2 separate regions of the Mus musculus genome follow, and region 2 is linked to region 1. Evidence: chromatin loops called from intact Hi-C (ENCODE). Cell type or tissue: gastrocnemius. All regions are shown on one strand. Links, peaks and the distances in the headings refer to the core of each region. The heading gives the core; the rest is flanking DNA. Region 1 has its middle 9.6 kb from the start of Atp13a3. Region 2 has its middle 46 kb from the start of Gm52252.

Region 1 (8,333 bases), core at 303-8,302:
CAGATGACTGAGGAATGTTTATACACACAGACTATATATTGCTACTGTTATAGTGGGAGGTTACAGGATCCTAACTTCAGAATCTGTAATTTGAGGCCAGCATGGCTACATCAAGACCCTACCTTAGAAAACAAAACCAAGTTGGGTGGTGGTGGTGGTGGTATGCTTTTAATCCCAGCACACAGGAGGCAGAAGCAGGCCAATCTCTGAGTTCAAGGCCAGCCAGGTCTACAGATCTAGTTTCAGGACAGCCAAAGAAAAGAATCTACATTGATGAGGCTTATTAATCCCACCAGCACCCAGTTCCAATAATCCTTTCTTTCTTTCTTTCTTTCTTTCTTTCTTTCTTTCTTTCTTTCTTTCTTTCTTTCTTTCTTTCTTTCTTTCTTTCTTTCTTTCTTTCGAGACAGGGTTTCTTTGTATAGCCCTGGCTGTCCTGGAACTCACTTTGTAGACCAGGCTGGCCTCCAACTTAGAAATCCACCTGCCTCTGCCTCCCAAGTGCTGAGATTAAAGGCGTGCACCACACCACCTGACTCAATAATCTTTTTTTAAGATTAAAAAATCATCGGGATTGGAGAGGTGGCTCAGTGGTTAGGGCCACTTGCTCTGGCAGAGGACCCAGCTCCCATTCCCAGGACCCACTTGTAACTTTATCTTCAGGTGATCCTGAATTCTCTTTTGTCTTTCACAGGCTTCAGGTACATATGAAGTGTATAAACATACATACTGGGAATATGCAGGGGTGGGGAAAGGATAGGGGCTTGCGGGGAGATGGAAGCTGTTCTCTGTGATGGAAAGCCAGCAGAGTGTCATACACTGGAGACAGGAAGGAAATTCAGTTCCACAGGAATCAGTGGCTGGTGTTGGTTCAAACTTTAAGAGTCTGACCCCGCGTAGTTTTATTTTAGGTATATTTAAGCACAGTACAAATTAGAAAAAAACAAAACAAGTTTCCTGGTGATACTTAACTCAATCCCGTTTGCACAGCAAAGCTTCAGACATGACTGCATCTAAACTATTATAAAGTCCAAGTGGCATCTTCCATGAAGATACTTTCTATGATTAACTGATTCAAAATAAAGAAGCTCATGATAAAGATCTGGGAGAAGCCGGGTGGTGGTGGCTCATTCCTTTAATCCCAGCACTCAGGAGGCAGAGGCAGGTGGATTTCTGAGTTTGAGGCCAGCCTGGTCTACAAAGTGAGTTCCAGGACAGCCAGGGCTATATAGAGAAACCTGGCTTGTTACATAGAAAGAACAACAGCAACCAAACCAAAGCTGCGTGTGTATGTGTGTATCTGTGTACATGCAAGTGTGAGTATAGAGCCCAAAGGACAGCCTTGAGTGCCATTCCTCATGTGCCATTCACCTTTGAGACAAGACCCATCATTGACCAGGAACTTAGCAGTTAGGTTAGGTTACCCAGCTAGGGTATTCTAAGGAACCACCTGTCTCTGTCTTCCCAGAGCCAGGATTACAAAGGCAACACAACCACACCTGTCTTTTTCTATGGTTTCTGGGGGTTGAACCTCCAGTCTTTGTTCTTGAGAAGCAAGCACTTTACTGGCTGAACTGTCTGGTCCCTCCTCTACAGACATTTGATACATGAATGTCCTAGGTGAGGAGCCAAGGTTCCAGAGCAGAGAGAAAGAAAAACAAACTAGACATGGCCAGGGCTAAGGAAGTGGGAGAGTGGGCGAGTGGGCGAGAATAGTGGAGATAGCATTCATAGCAAGACATAGAGAATTGAACAGACAGACAGAGACAGACAGATAGGAGGAAGAGGTTTACAAATCCCGTGGTTTACAAGGAGGCCAAGTAGCTGGGGGAGGGAAGGGCCAGATGCCAGTGTGGACTTTGAAATGTGTAACAGGTACTTGTGTTATGGAAGGAGCCTGGTGTCCAGCATGAGCTTTGATGTGTTGATAGGCACCATGGGTAGTCATATGTCCCTTCAGACAGAGACAAGGGAAAGGACTCCTTTGGGCAGATGGGAGCTGATTCCCTGAGGAATGCTGACTTTATGTAGCATCCAGAATCCTATAGTCCATCTTGAGCTCACTTCTAGACATACAGACATCCCGAGTCCTAACAAATGTAATATAAACTTTATTAGTAAACTGTCACTCACGGTTTCCATTTCCTGAGGAAACTTTGGGAGGGAGGAAGACAATTGCGTCCCAGATTCCAGTATGTTTCTTTCAAGTGTCTTCTAAGACTGCCTGTCCTGGAGTGGGCTGGCCCTCTCACCCTATAGCAGGGAGGAAGGGGGAAAGGCAAACAACCAAGGATGTTAAAAAGCCCAGCCTCCTTGCTAGCAGCTTGAAGGTAACCATTTCCAACAGAGGTTACCGATGTTTATCCTATGGCTTACAAATGCTTGCATTGGGAAATAGAAGCTGGGAATTCCTTCATAAAGGAAAAAGGTCGTTCTACCCAGAACTCTGCGTTGGGAACGCCACCATGACGGTTTCAGTTGAGACTCTCCAGCTGTTTCTGCTGGATGGTATAAGCCCTTGATTCAGTATATTACCTTTGCCTGCTCTCTCAGCTGGGTTCTACTCCAGTCCAGAAGTGTGAGCTGGCTCCTTTGAGGCCGACGATACGGGTGTTCGTGAGTCACCTGATGTAGTGCTAGGATGGAACTCTGGTCCTTTGATAGAACAGTAAAGGCTCTTATGTGTGCCGCTGTCTCTCCAGTTCCTTTGCCATCTTCTGAGTGGCTACTCCCTGCTGCTTACTGTCCTGCCTGCTGGCATAAAGGACTGAATGGATAAAGTGCCTAACTTCCTTAAGGTTGTTTCAAGAGTCATATTTTCTGACCTTTGACTACTCTACACAAAGTGTTGTTATTATGCAGTGGGCAGTGGAAAGGAGTAAAGAGATAAATATGATTTTCTCTTACATTTTTAAAATTTTTATTGTGTGTCCACATGATATGTGTGTAAGGGCCAAGGGCAACAATCTATTAAGCATGCAGCTCAGCTAAGATAGTCAGTTGCACCTGGCACATGAAAGCATTTTCAAGATAGTTCAAGTTTACAACAGATTTATCATTACACACTGCATCATAAACTAAGGAGCACCTGTATTTAAAAACAAGCTAAGGGGGCCCTTAGCTTGGAGAGATGGAGAGATGGCTCAGAGGTTCAGAGCATTTTCAGTTCTTGCACAGGACCTATGTCCGGTTCTGCATGGCATATCCAACTGTCTATTCTACCAGTTCTGTCTATAATTCCAGTTCCAGAGGATCTGACACCTTCTTCTGGTCTCCATGAACACCTGCACATGTGTGTTGCATATTATATACACTCAGGCTTAAACACATACACATAAAATAAATCTAAAAAAAAAAAGCAAACTAAGGTCATAATTGTATTCAAATTTACCTTTAAATAAGCTTAGGGCTTGGGCTCTGGCTTAGTGGGTAGAGCACTAGTCTGGATGTCCTAGGTTCAACCTAGCACTTGGAAATAAAATTGCTTATACATTTACTGAGCACGGTGGCATATACATATTACCTCAGCACTCAGGAGGCTAAGGCAGAAGGACCATCTTGAGTTCAAGGCTAGCCTGAGCAACACATTGAGACAAAAAGATCTTGGTGGTTCAAGGCTGGTGATCACAGTGGCTAAAAGGCAGAGACAGGAGGATCAGGAGTTCAGTGCCAGCCTCAGCTACACGGTGAGTTTGAGGTCAGACTGAGCTAGAGGAGACCCTGCTTCTAAATAAGTGAATGGATGGATAGATACATGGAAACTTTAAAGCATGATGTCCCCTCATGTCCTCCTCATCACTAGGGAGGCTGAGGCAGAAGATTCTTAAACTGCAGCCTAGCATGAACTAAATAGGGTGACCCTATTTTTGTTTGCTTTTTGTTTTATCTTATTTTATTTTGTTTGTTTTGAGACAGAGTCATTACCCTGGAACTCACTATGTAGACCAGGCTGGTCTAGAACTCAGAGATCTGCCTGGCTCTCTCTCCAAGCACTGGCCTAGCTGTTATTTTTTTTCTTCCCTTCCCTTCCCTTCCCTTCCCTTCCCTTCCCTTCCCTTCCCTTCCCTCCCCTCCCCTCCCCTCCCTCCCTCTCTCCTTCCCTCCCTCCCTCCCTCCTTTCTTTCTTTCTTTCTTTCTTTCTTTCTTTCTTTCTTTCTTTCTTTCTTTTTTTCTTTCTTGGCAACTACTCCTTGGCCTTCTGACCAAGTTCCAGTGTGAAAAATGAACTTGTGGTTTAGGTCCAAGAGATTTCACTTCAGTTTGCCTGACTGCTAATATGAACTATTTAAGTCACTCTAAGGACTGCAGTGGCTAACACCCTGTGGCATGAAGCTAGCAGTGCTTAAGCTCTTCTCCAGCTTAGAGCCTGGCTCCCTTTCCTTCGGTGGTGACAGCTGTTGTGGACTTTGCAGAACCTTGAGCTATTTGGATCCTGCTTCCTCCCCAGGATTAGATTACAGGTAAAGCCGAGCTGGAGGCGTGTCTTGGACAGGCTCGCTTTTGAAATGTGTAAGAAAGAAATTCTTTGGCAGCAGAACTCCTACACTACTGCTGGCAATCACTATTGCCTTAATTTACCAGATCTGTGGAAGCCGCTTTGCTTTGAGGGGTGGGGGAAATTAACTTAGAGCAAATACCGTCCCTCTAACCCACAAGGAAGCAACTGCCTTAAGCAAACAGAAGATAACAGCCTCAGGCTATCTAGATCTGAAGATTCTGACTTGTGGGTTACAGCTCGGAGAATCTATCTACCTGAATGTGGCCTTTGGGCTCCCATCTGTCTGCCTCTCCTTCCAATGAGCAGTCACCTTTTGGAACTAGCAGCTTAAAGGAAACCCAGAAGATTACCCTGGAGGCCGGGCTTGTCCCATGTTTGCTCTAGAAGCCAAGAACTGCCAGCTCTGAAAAATAGGCCACGGGTGACTGGCAGTCCCTCAGAGGCTCATAGGAAGTAGCTACAAAGGTCACGGGAAGTTTTTAACGACTCAAAGCTAGTGAATGGCCGGCTCTGAGGAGCTGCTTCGTTTGGAATGTGACACGGGCACTTGGAGAAGCAGCCGTGGGTACAGGATGGCAGGTGTTGAGATGCCAGCCTAATGTTTCAGCCCCATGGAAGAGCTGGCTTTGGCCCTGTTGTACAAATGGCTCCTCTATGGGCAGGGGAGTTGCCTTGGCAGGGCAGCAGAAGGAAGGTCTTGGAAGATGTGCTGCACTGGCTTCAGAGACCCACTTCAGTATTCCCAAGAGGACACAAACTGGCTTTGGATTTCTCCTTCCTTTCCTTTCCCTTCCCCCACTTCAAGGTTGAACCTAGAGGCTCATACAAGATAAGCAGAATAGCTATGTTCCCCCAACAATGCACCCCCAAAGTTTCTGATTCTCCTATCTCTGCCACCTAACTGCTGGGACTATGGATGTGTGTGACACACAGAGTCTTGCTAAATTATCCAGCTTGGCCTTCAGGTTCCTTTGGAGCCCAGGCATTCCTTGAATTTATACCATTGTCTGCTTCATTCTCCCAAGTGACTGAAATTATAGATGTCTGTCAGCAGGCCTGGCTGAGTTCATTTCAACCAGAAGATCCTGGGATTCCAAGTAGGAAACATAAATGTTTCTTTGTCTCTCTGTCTCTCTGTGTGTGTGTCCGTCTGTCTGTCTCTCTCTCTCTGGAGAGACAGTTTATTAAGAATGAGAAAGACACTTTTGAGAAGATAGATAGACATCTGCTCAAGGCCTTAAAACGCAGACTTTTGGGGATTATTTGTCATCAATGATACTACCTTATGCTATTAAGAATGCCATTTCAAGCGGGGCGTGGTGGCGCACGCCTTTAATCCCAGCACTTGGGAGGCAGGCGGATTTCTGAGTTCGAGGCCAGCCTGGTCTACAAAGTGAGCTCCAGGGGGCTGGAGAGATGGCTCAGCGGTTAAGAGCATTGTCTGCTCTTCCGAAGGTTCTGAGTTCAATTCCCAGCAACCACATGATGGCTCACAACCATCTGTAATGAGATCTGGCACCCTCTTCTGGAGTGTCTGAAGGCAGCTACAGGGTACTTACATATAATCAATCAATCAATCAATCAATCAATCAATCAAAACAACAACAACAACAAAAAAACCAAAGTGAGTTCCAGGACAGCCAGGGCTATACAGAGAAACCCTGTCTCAAAAAACAAACAAACATACTAAACAAAGAATGCCATTTCACTGACCCAACTCTTTTTTTTTTTTTTTTTTGGCCTGGAACTCAGAAATCTGCCTGCCTCTGCCTCCCGAGTGCTGGGATTAAAGGCATGCACCACCACGCCCGACTTCAAAAGCATTTTTTATTAATGTAGTTATATATGTGAGTTAGGGGCGGGGCACACTGGAGGCCAGAGGGCTGGTATGTGGAGTTGGTTCTTTTCCTCCACCTTCTGTGTGAATTCCTAGGATTGAAGTTTGCATTGCCAGGTGTATATCAAGTTGCTTTTCCTGCTGAGCCAGCTCACTAGCCCCTCATCTTCAATTTCAATGCCTCTTCTAGAAAGATGCTGGAACTGCAAATGTAACCACACGTGGGCCTGTCTTTTTTTCTTTCCTGTTAGTGCTGGGGATTGAACCCAGGGCCTTGCGGTTGCTCAGCAGTGCCTTGCCATTGAGCTACACACCCAATCTACGGTCCCGATCTTCTCAAAAAGTCATAGCTTAACATGAAGGAGAGATTTAAATAAACACACCTGCAAGTAAAACTGTGACTATGATTGCAACAGGGGCAAAGGAGATGGTAAGAAAATGAAGGAAAAGAAGGGATGGCTGGCCACCTTCTCAACATCTGATGTATGAGTGTTTAAGGCAGAGGAGGAGAAAAGGGAAGGGGAGGCATTTGTGCAAAGCCTCCGAGGCAGGAAAGAGCTTGGTGTGCATGAGGAACTGAGAGAGGACCATGTGACAGGGATGAGGAAGGCAGACAGGGGACCCGGGGTGAGAGTTGTGGAGCAAAAGGGGAAAGACTTGGGTCTCAAAGGCTGGCAAGGTTAACATTTTATTCCTAGCAAAATGGGCAGCCATTGAAAATTGTCATCAGTAGCTATGCTCCAATGCTCAGTGACATTCTGGTCAGGATGTGAGAATGAATGCAAGTGTTAGAGGCTAACAGTGCAGAAGCCAGTTGGAGGTAGCTGCAATAGCTCTGGGTGAGCGATGGAGGTGACTGCGATTGTTCCAGTGCTGATGGATACAGAGAGAGGTGACAGAATTGTAGTAGACGTGTTATTAGGTTGTCAGTGGGTAGCGGAAGAATAGGAGATACAAAGAATGACATCCAAAGGGAAACGAAATCACCCAACAACTGGGATGCCTGTATTCTCATGTTCCAGGTAATGAGGTTCACAATAGTGAGATATAGAATATAGAGGTGTCCCCTGACAGAAGTGGGTAAGGGAAGTGCAGGACATTAGCCAGCCTGATTGCACACACTTCTAATTCTAGCCCTTGGGAGGTAGAAGTAAGTCACGGTTATCTTTACCTGCATAACAAGTTTAAAGAGAGCCTGGGATTCATGAAACCCTGCTCAAAACAAGGAAAAATGGGCTTGGGATGCAGCTCCGTTGCTCAAATGTGTGTGTAGCCGTCATGAACCCCTGGGTTCTGTCTCTAGTACTATAGAAAGCAGAGTTCAGTGAGTGGAGTCAGGAGGATCAGAAATTCAAGGTCGTTTGTCTACATAACAAATTCAAGGCCAGACTGGGAAACAGAAGACACCTCCTCTTTGGGGAAAAAATATATTAAGAGACATGCCTTCTGAGGTAACACACATACTTAGTCTAAGCACTCCATGAGAAAGGTCAAAACCAGGCTGATCTCTTAATTCTAGGCTAGACTGGTCTACATAGTGAGTTTCAGGGCAGAAAAGATTATGTAGAAAGATCCTGTCTCAAAAACCAAAACCAAAAAGCCAAAGAAAACAACTAACCAACCAATTGTCAGGAACCAGCCTCAGCCTAGAAAGGGGATCCTAAGGAAGGGGTATTTGGGAGAATAAAGTCAATTGAGTACAAGCTGACAGCTCTGTCTTCCAGATATTTACATAGCTCTTGAGATAGCTATGTAAATAGCCCAGCCTTTCAAACCAAACCCTAGTTTTTTTATTTGTATATCAATTCAATCATTACCCCAGGTTCCATTTGACTATCCCATGAATCAGCATTTTATGACCTTAGCACAGGATTCTTAAAAGATAGCAAGTGAGAAGGCAGCTGAGATGGCTCAGAAGATAAGAGCACAGACTGCTCTTCCAAAGGTCCTGAGTTCAACTCCCAGCATCCACAGGGTGGCTCACAACCACCCATGATG
Region 2 (8,333 bases), core at 249-8,248, 76 kb before region 1:
CATCAGGCCTGCACAGCGAGTGGGTTTACAGGAAACCATCCTGATAGGCCTTGGTATCTTTATAACGTTCTCGATTCTCTAATCACACCCTATTTGTCCACCACTTCCAACTCTCCCATGGTTCTGCTCTGCGCTTTGCTCCTGACTCTCACTGTGAATCTGACTAAAAACAGCCAACAACAACCAGTTCAGAGCCTGAGTCCTGTGCTGTTTGACATTCTTCCTGCCAGAGTAATTAATCCATCCCCTTTAAATTTGGCTTCTCACAGTTTCTGGATATGAGCCGAATGTAGATCTGTTATTTGCCAGAAGGTGACACAAATGGTCTCAAGTCCAGTTCCCAGTGGACCTGAAAGCTCGTGAGCAGAGACAACACTGTTTCCGTTTCTATCACAGTTCTCAACTTCCAGGTTCCACCAGAATCCCACCGCTGAGTTCTGCTGATAGGATCCTATCTAGAATATTCTAACCAACAACTCCAAAGTCTTCCAAATTCTCCCCACAAACCACTTCTCAAGGCCCAAGAACATTGTCAGGTTTAATCCCAACCTGGACACTTCCAGAGTGTCAACCTCTCATGCCAATTTTCTGTGTTAGTTACGTTTATTGTTGTTATGACCCTGAGAAAGACAACTTGAACTCACAATAGTGCTGTGTGTTTGTAACCCAGCATGGGGAAGGTAGACACAGGAAGGGCAGAGGTCATCCTTGGCTACATGGTGAATTTGAGGCCAGGCTAACCCTGTTCAAACAACAGCTACAACTTGAAGGAAGGAGTTTATTTTAGACCACAGTGTGAGAGGAGTCAGTCCCTGTCTGGAAGGGAAGGTGAAGACGGATGGAGTAGTTCACATTACAGTGAGGTAAGAAGAGAAGATAGGATGTGTGGCTCTGCTGGATTTTTTCCTTTTCCCTGAAAGACTGGTGATGCTACCCACCTTCAAGGAGGGCCTTTCCCTGTCAGTTTAATCCTTGCTGAAAACACCCTCACTGGCACAGAGTTGTAACTCAATCTCCTAAATTCTAAATCCAATCAAGTTAACAATGAAGATTAACCATCACACATGGCTGCTCAAGTGTTTGAGAGCTACGAGGCGAAAGCCAGCAGAAGAGATTGTTTGCAAAGCTGTGCTCCTTACAAAGAAACCAACCTGGGGGGAAGGGAGGAGGAGATGTGATGGGAGTCGGGAGAGCTGGAGTCTCCCTACAGAAGTCAGAATGTAAAGACATTCATTCAGTACACAGGGGTTCATGGAGATGGGCAGAAGGCACAGGAGAGAAGAAACGTGTCATCTCCCAATCTCTTGTCAGGGCCTTAACTGAGCCCAATAAGAAGTCAGGGGAGAGGGAGCACAGCGATGCTACTATGGGACACACAGAGAGCACAGCACATAGAGAGCACAGAGCAGAGCAGGAGCACAGCACATAGAGGGCACAGAGCAGAGGAGGAGCACAGCACATGGAGAGCATAGAGCAAAGGAGGAGCACAGCACATAGAGAGCACAGAGCAGAGGAGGAGCACAGCACATGGAGAGCATAGAGCAGAGGAGGAGCACAGAGCAGAGGAGGAGCACAGCACATGGGGAGCACAGAGCAGAGAAGGGAATGGATGGGGGGTGGGCACTGGAGAAAGTAGCACAGGAGACTTGTCTCACCATGTCTCCCCCCCAACCCCCCAACCCCCCAACCCCCTTTCTGTGTGACGGGGGAATGTGACTGGCTTGGACCTGGTTGCACACAATCCCCTCCGCGGTGAAAGCCCCAACCAGGTCAAATGCAGCAATAATAGTGGTGGTGCTATCTTAGACTTCTGTAGCTGTGACACTGAAGGGAAAAGATCAAGTCCTCTGCATCTTGCACACACGAATTTGGAGCCTGGCCTGCTTTTTGTCCTGAGTGGTAACTCTAGCCTCTCTCAGTCCTGGAAGAGTTGCAAGTGTGGGATAAAATTAGACCACAGCGTTATTGTGCCGCAGCCAATATTTTAAATACTTGATTTCTAGCATGACCTTAAACCTCCATCCTTGCATAATCACACATTCTCGGACCTCAGTTTGACCATCTCCTCGGTCTTTGACTCACATGTACGCCCCCCCACCCCCAGCAGCTATGAATAGTTGTTCTGCACAATGGCACTGGGTTGTAATCAGTTCCCACTCTGCCAGATACCATCACTGTCAAAACAGAGTCAGTTCTGTGAAAACCCTTGCCATTCTGCCTGCCTCCTCCTGGAATGCACTGCTCTGACTGGAGGCACAAAGCAGCAATTTACAAGCATGAGCTGGGCTGGAAAACAAGACACGAAAACCAAGAAAATGAATATGACACAGTGCAGCATGAAAATCAGCACTGTAAGTGGTGGACAGATTGGATCAGAAACGAAACGAGATTTCAAGATTAATATACATGAGAGCCGAGGGCCCAGCAGTCAGACCTTAGCTAGTCTCTTATGTATCTGCACACTTGAGCTCCATAGAGAATTGTTCTCAATAGATTGCTTTACTCTGGCATTTTAAAAGGTGCCTAAACAAACACACCTTGGCCAGGCTTTTTAAAGGGGAAAAGAGAAAACTGAGCATGATGGCACAGGCCTGCAATCACTTGAGAAGGAGAAGCAGGATAATCTAGCAGTTCAAAACCAACCTTGGCTATGTGTAAATTCAAGGCCAGCTAGGCTACATGCGATTTATAAAGAAACAAAAAACAATAAATAAGCGTTATTTTAAAAAAAACCTGTTGTATAATATATTATTTTTAGACTATGGTAACTTAATAGTATAATATCAGAATTAAAATAACAACAGTATCAAATACACACACACACAAGAGTATATGTCAGCTGGGCGGTGGGCACCTTTAATCCCAGCACTTGAGAGGCCGAGACAGGCGGATTTCTGAGTTCGAGGCCAGCCTGGTCTACAAAGTGAGTTCCAGGACAGCCAGGGCTACACAGAGAAACCCTGTCTCAAAAACCAAAAAAACAAAACAAACAAACAAAAAAGGAGTATATTTCAGAAAATTGAGTGTTGAATCACACACGCCTACACACAAGCTAAGGGTTGGATGTTAGATGTTCTCATCAGCATGGACCTTGTACCAGAGCTGGGTGGACATTGGGGCACCCTGCACTTGAGCCACCCTGGCTACTAATCTTTTAATGACTTCCTTTAGACAAGTGCCCTCTCTGGACTTGATACTCTCCTGTTAAAGGGACACATTTGCACCGACTGAGCCCCGGGTACCTTCCACCCCCGTTCCTTATTTAAGCACTGAATGCCTGTACACTGGTTGCCAGGCATCTGCAGCCAAGAAAATAAAGACCCAGGCCAGCAAAGTGGCACAGAAGTCGAAGGCTCCTGAGATTAATCCCCAAGATCCACATGGAGGAAAGGAAAAAACCAACTCCTGAAGTTGTCCTCTGAGTGCCACCCCATCACTGTGCCATGAACTCACATGCATATAAACAAACATACCAACCAACCAACAAATAAATGTTGTAAAACTGAAGGCCCTGCTTACCCTGAGTGTTTACTCTTGTAGAGGGGCAGTGACAGACAGAAAGAAATCAACAGAGTTGTTTGGCTTTGATGAGCTCCGAAACCTCTTATTAGATGAAACAGAAGAGTCTTGTTCTAAAGCAAAGACGAGGGCAAGAGCAGTGCACACACCTTTAATCTCAGCCCACTGGAGACAGGGGCAACTCCCTGTGAGTCGGAGACCATCCTGGTCTATAGTATCAAGTTCCAGGTCAGCCTGGGCTATTGAGTGAGACATGAGACCCTGTCTTAAACATTAACTAAAAAGAAAAGAAAGAAAAAAGAAATCAACTGGGTTAGCTCATGCTAAAAGGCAAGTAACATTGTTCTGTTACAGAATGTTTCCAACTAGAAATGGTCAAGGAAGGGAGAGGTTGAGAAGGTGATGGGGTTTGTGCTTTTAAAGGATATCTTCTGAGAGCATCATTCTGAAATATATATATATATATATATATATATATATATATATATATGTGTGTATATATATATATATATATATATCCCTTATGTTATTATCAGGTGAGAATAAAAGCTATGAGATTGTGTGTCTTTGTGTGTGTCCTCTTGGGTCATAAGGGTAGCACAGGGGTTGGGAGAGGTTGAGACATGCCTTTCTGGGGCTTGGAGGGGTGGCTCTGTGGATAAAGTGCTTGCTACAGAAGTGTGGTGATCAATGTTCAGATCCCCAGCACCCATGTAAGGTCAGCAGCACACACCCTACCACACAATGGGAAACAGAAGAGACCTCAGAGGTGCATGGTCAGCTAGCCATTCGGATACAGTGTGAAGGACAAGAGATCCTGCCTCAAGTAAGATGGAGGGTGGGGGCTGACACCTAAGGTTGCCCTATGACCTCTCTATGTGTACCCATCTATGCATGCATACACACACACACACACACACACACACATATACTCACACTCACTCATACACATTCACACACATTCACACATACACTCACACACAGTCACTTACACACACACACACACTGAGCATACACTCACACACACACACACACACATATATATATATACTCACACTCATTCATACACATTCACACACATTCACACATACACTCACGCAGTCACTTACACACACCCGGACACACACACACTGAGCATACACTCACACACTCATATACACTTGCATACCAGTACTGTAAATAGGTTTCTGGTAAGATTCCTAGAAAATTGTAGATTTGCAATAGGGAAAGAAGAAAAGTCAAACACATTTAGTTCTTAAACAGGAGTTATTGATATTTTAACATTTGAATTTTTAAAAAAAGATTTATTTATTTATTTTGCATGTATATGAGTGCACTGTAGCTGTACAGATGGTAGTGAGCTACCATGTGGTTGCTGGGATTTGAACTCAGGATCTTTGGAAGAGCAGTCAGTACTCTTAACTGCTGAGCCATCTCCTCCCTGCCCCCGCTCCCCGCATTTGATTTTTAATACATCTTTATATAAAAAACATATTGTTGCTATATGAGCATCCCTCACAGCAAATGTTAACTGCTGGAATACATGGTTGTTAGTCATTTCTCTTCTCTTGTCCACACTCTGTCCTCGCTTTTTCCTGCTTATACTTTGGAGAACGAGATTGGAAGAAACCTGAGGCCTGACCTCCAGGGATCTCCAATGAATAGAAACCTAGCCAATGAGAGAATATGAACTATTCTCCTTTTCAAATGTTGCTAGATGTGCAAAGGAAACCCCAGAACACTGTTTGGGGTTTTGTTTAGAAATGATTAGAATGGCTTATCTCTCAATCATTGCTAAATATATCTTGATTGGCAACATTTTCTTTGATGGTACGAATAGGGGGGCTGTTGGGTTAAGTGGAAATAGATCCTGATCGACTTAGGGTTACTTCTTATTGTGAAAAGCATGGGAAAATTCGAGCTTTGTTGCTTCAGACTGGAGGAAATTGATCCCTGAGGCTCCCTGAGGCTCCCTGAGGCTCCCAAGCGGCTCCGTGTTCCTCAGGGAGCCTGTATGCTGGATTTTATCCACTGTGCTGTGGTCCTTGTCATCTGTTTGCCGAAGTGTAAGTGCTGTGCCAAGTCTGCAGCTCCCCTCCTCCCCACCCTCCACCCCGCCCCAGCAGAGACTTCTTCCTTTCTGTGAAGGCCAAGGAGACCAGCCTTGGTTTGATGCCTTTCCAGGGCTTTCTCTGGCTTCAAGACTGCAAGATCATGTTGTCAGAATCATAAACAAACACACCTGCACCTTCCCACAATGTCAGCATATTGAATGATAATAAATTCACAAGGTACTGTGGTTTCATCCTGCAGCCGTTTGCCAAGTGGTCTTGCGTTCCTTGGGAGCCGTTTGCCAAGGAAAACACAAGTTCTCTTATCTTGATCTTAATTGCTAACAATAATTCTTAGATCGCACGTTAAATGTGTGCCTGTGTGAATGTGAGAATGTGTGTGTGTATGAGAGAGAGAGAGAGAGAGAGAGAGAGAGAGAGAGAGAGAGAGAGTGCTGTAAAAAGTTTAGAAACTGTAGCAGAGTTCAGGAGGTTTTTGAGTCAGGGAAGCTGATAGAGGTTTAATACCGAGTTTCTAGAGATAAGATAGGTCAGCTGGAGGCTGTAGTTGCTGCCCTCATAGAGTTAAACTGTAGGATATACTCAAGCTGCTGGAGGGAGGTGCCTTGGAGGCTTTAGAAATAAAGGGCAGAACCAGGCCTGGGCAGATGAACAGCAGCAGGTTAGGAAGTACAAACAGGGAAGTGGGCAAAAGGCAATTTAAGTTAGCCAGCTCGGCAGTGGACACTGAGCTGAGCTAGGCCCCCAGGTAGGTAGGAGCTCTTTTTCTATGAGTTCCCTGTCACACACACTGGGTGGTTAGAGGACAGGTGGCTTAGTGCAGCTATTTTCTATGCAGTGTTAAAGTGCAAAGACTTCTATATGGACTTGGTGGGTCTGATAAGTTTGCAGGCCTATTTTTCCTGATGTGATTTTAGTAGGTCCATGTGATCCCATGCTCCTGATTTAGCACTGTAGGCTTAGATTGTTCAAAACCTATTTTTAATAAGGGTTCTTAAATGTTTTACCCTCCCTTCTAGCCCACCACCCACCATAGATAGCGGAAAGGAACAGGTAATAGAGCAAAGGAGGATGTGGACCTGTTTAGAAATGGTTCTTTGGAGCGAATCCAATCTGCATTGTCAGGATATCAGCAGTTCAGTTCACACTAATCAGCAGTGGCAGCTCGATCCACTTGCAAACACCATTTATGAATCAGCAACCGTAGTTTGATTTAGAAGAAACCTTGAGGTTCTGCTGATTCACCCAAGTCTGAGGAAGGAAGAAGCAAGAAGCTGCCAGAACACCACCAGAAGTTTTTTGGCGCATTTCTGTCCATGAAGTCACAGCAGCTGATGACCATCAAAGAATGGTAAGGCGAACCAATACCACACAATGTCATCCACTGACTATTGGGTTATATTTATACCCTTTCCAAATATCACCTGTTTTTCTCAAGCATCTGCTCTAGCAAAACATCACATACCCTTTGTCTAGGCTGCTTCCAGAAAAAAACACCACATGTCTATTCTCAGCAAAGCATCCTTCTATGTCTCTGCTTCAGTAAAAGCATCCTCTTATAAGACAGTTTCCAGAAAAAACATCACATGGCACAACTGAGTCTCCAAAGAAACCAGAAATGTCCACTTCAGACCACAATAGGTTTATAGGTGACACCCTTTCTACTCCTAGGAATAAGTCATTTATCAGTCTGTGCCATGTGGTTTTTTTTTAAAGATGTATTTATTTATTATATGTAAGTACACTGTAGCTGTCTTCAGACACTCCAGAAGAGGGCGCCAGATCTCATAACGGATGGTTGTGAGCCACCATGTGATTACTGGGAATTGAACTCAGGACCTTTGGAAGAACAGTCAGTGCTCTTAACCACTGACCCATCTCTCCAGCCCCTGCCATGTGGTTGTTAACAGACAGATGGTGCCGTTCACACACCCACCAAAGTGTTGTCTTTTTCCATTCTTTTTTTTTTTTTTTTTTTTTTTAAAGATTTATTTATTTATTATATGTAAGTACATTGTAGCTGTCTTCAGACACACCAGAAGAGGGAGTCAGATCTCGTTACGGATGGTTGTGAGCCACCATGTGGTTGCTGGGATTTGAACTCTGGACCTTCGGAAGAGCAGTCGGGTGCTCTAACCCACTGAGCCATCTCACCAGCCCGTCTTTTTCCATTCTTAAACTGGACTCTAAAAGTACTTATAAACTCAGGGTAATCTGATAAACCACCTTTGGTGGCTAGTATTAGTCAACTTAACACAAGCCAGAGTCATCTGGGAAGAGGACGCCTCAGCTGCGAAATGCCTCCATCAGATTGGCCTAGATGCAAGAGTGTGAGGCCTTTTTGATTGATTAATGTGACCCTTTCTAGAGCAGGGTGAGGAGCCTAAGAATGAGGATATTGTGGCAGCCAGAGCCCAAGTTTCTCTCCTTCAGTCTCTACTTCCTGAAATTGCCCAAGGCGAGACAGACTCCCTTGGGAGACAGGCTGTCTCTACAGACATTCCTTTCAGTTAATTCTGAGCAAGGTCTTCTGTAATTTCATAGGAATCCTGTCTTACCACTGAGCCACGCTATCATTATGTAGACCAGGCTAACCTCATACTCACAGAGATCCCACCTGCCTCTGCCTCCTGAGAGCTGGAATTAAAGGCTTGTGCTCCTGGGAATAAAAACTGTTAAACTAGGCCAAGGCGCCCTCAGCAGCCAGGTATAGCTAAAGGAAAAGCAGCATCTCTGTTAATT

What was found. Hi-C counts contacts between places; a loop is a spot of excess contacts. Peaks named below come from ENCODE experiments on the same cell type or tissue, not always from the same donor. Only the 100,000 strongest peaks of a DNase experiment are listed, where the experiment ranks them.
Region 2: a loop joins it to region 1, with 7 times the contacts of the local background. A loop is called at or near these places in 3 of 42 quality-filtered maps.

The regions. Positions count from the first base shown.
Region 1 is chr16:30,393,925-30,402,257 of GRCm38, reverse strand. No RefSeq gene overlaps it. Among named protein-coding and RNA genes, the nearest start is that of Atp13a3, 9.6 kb to the right of the region's middle. In gastrocnemius, for the core only: no CTCF peak of the experiment used is centred there; a DNase peak (open chromatin) is centred at 5,074; H3K4me3 peaks cover 828 bases; H3K27ac peaks cover 1,527 bases.
Region 2 is chr16:30,469,948-30,478,280 of GRCm38, reverse strand. No RefSeq gene overlaps it. Among named protein-coding and RNA genes, the nearest start is that of Gm52252, 46 kb to the left of the region's middle. In gastrocnemius, for the core only: no CTCF peak of the experiment used is centred there; no DNase peak of the experiment used is centred there; H3K4me3 peaks cover 209 bases; H3K27ac peaks cover 975 bases.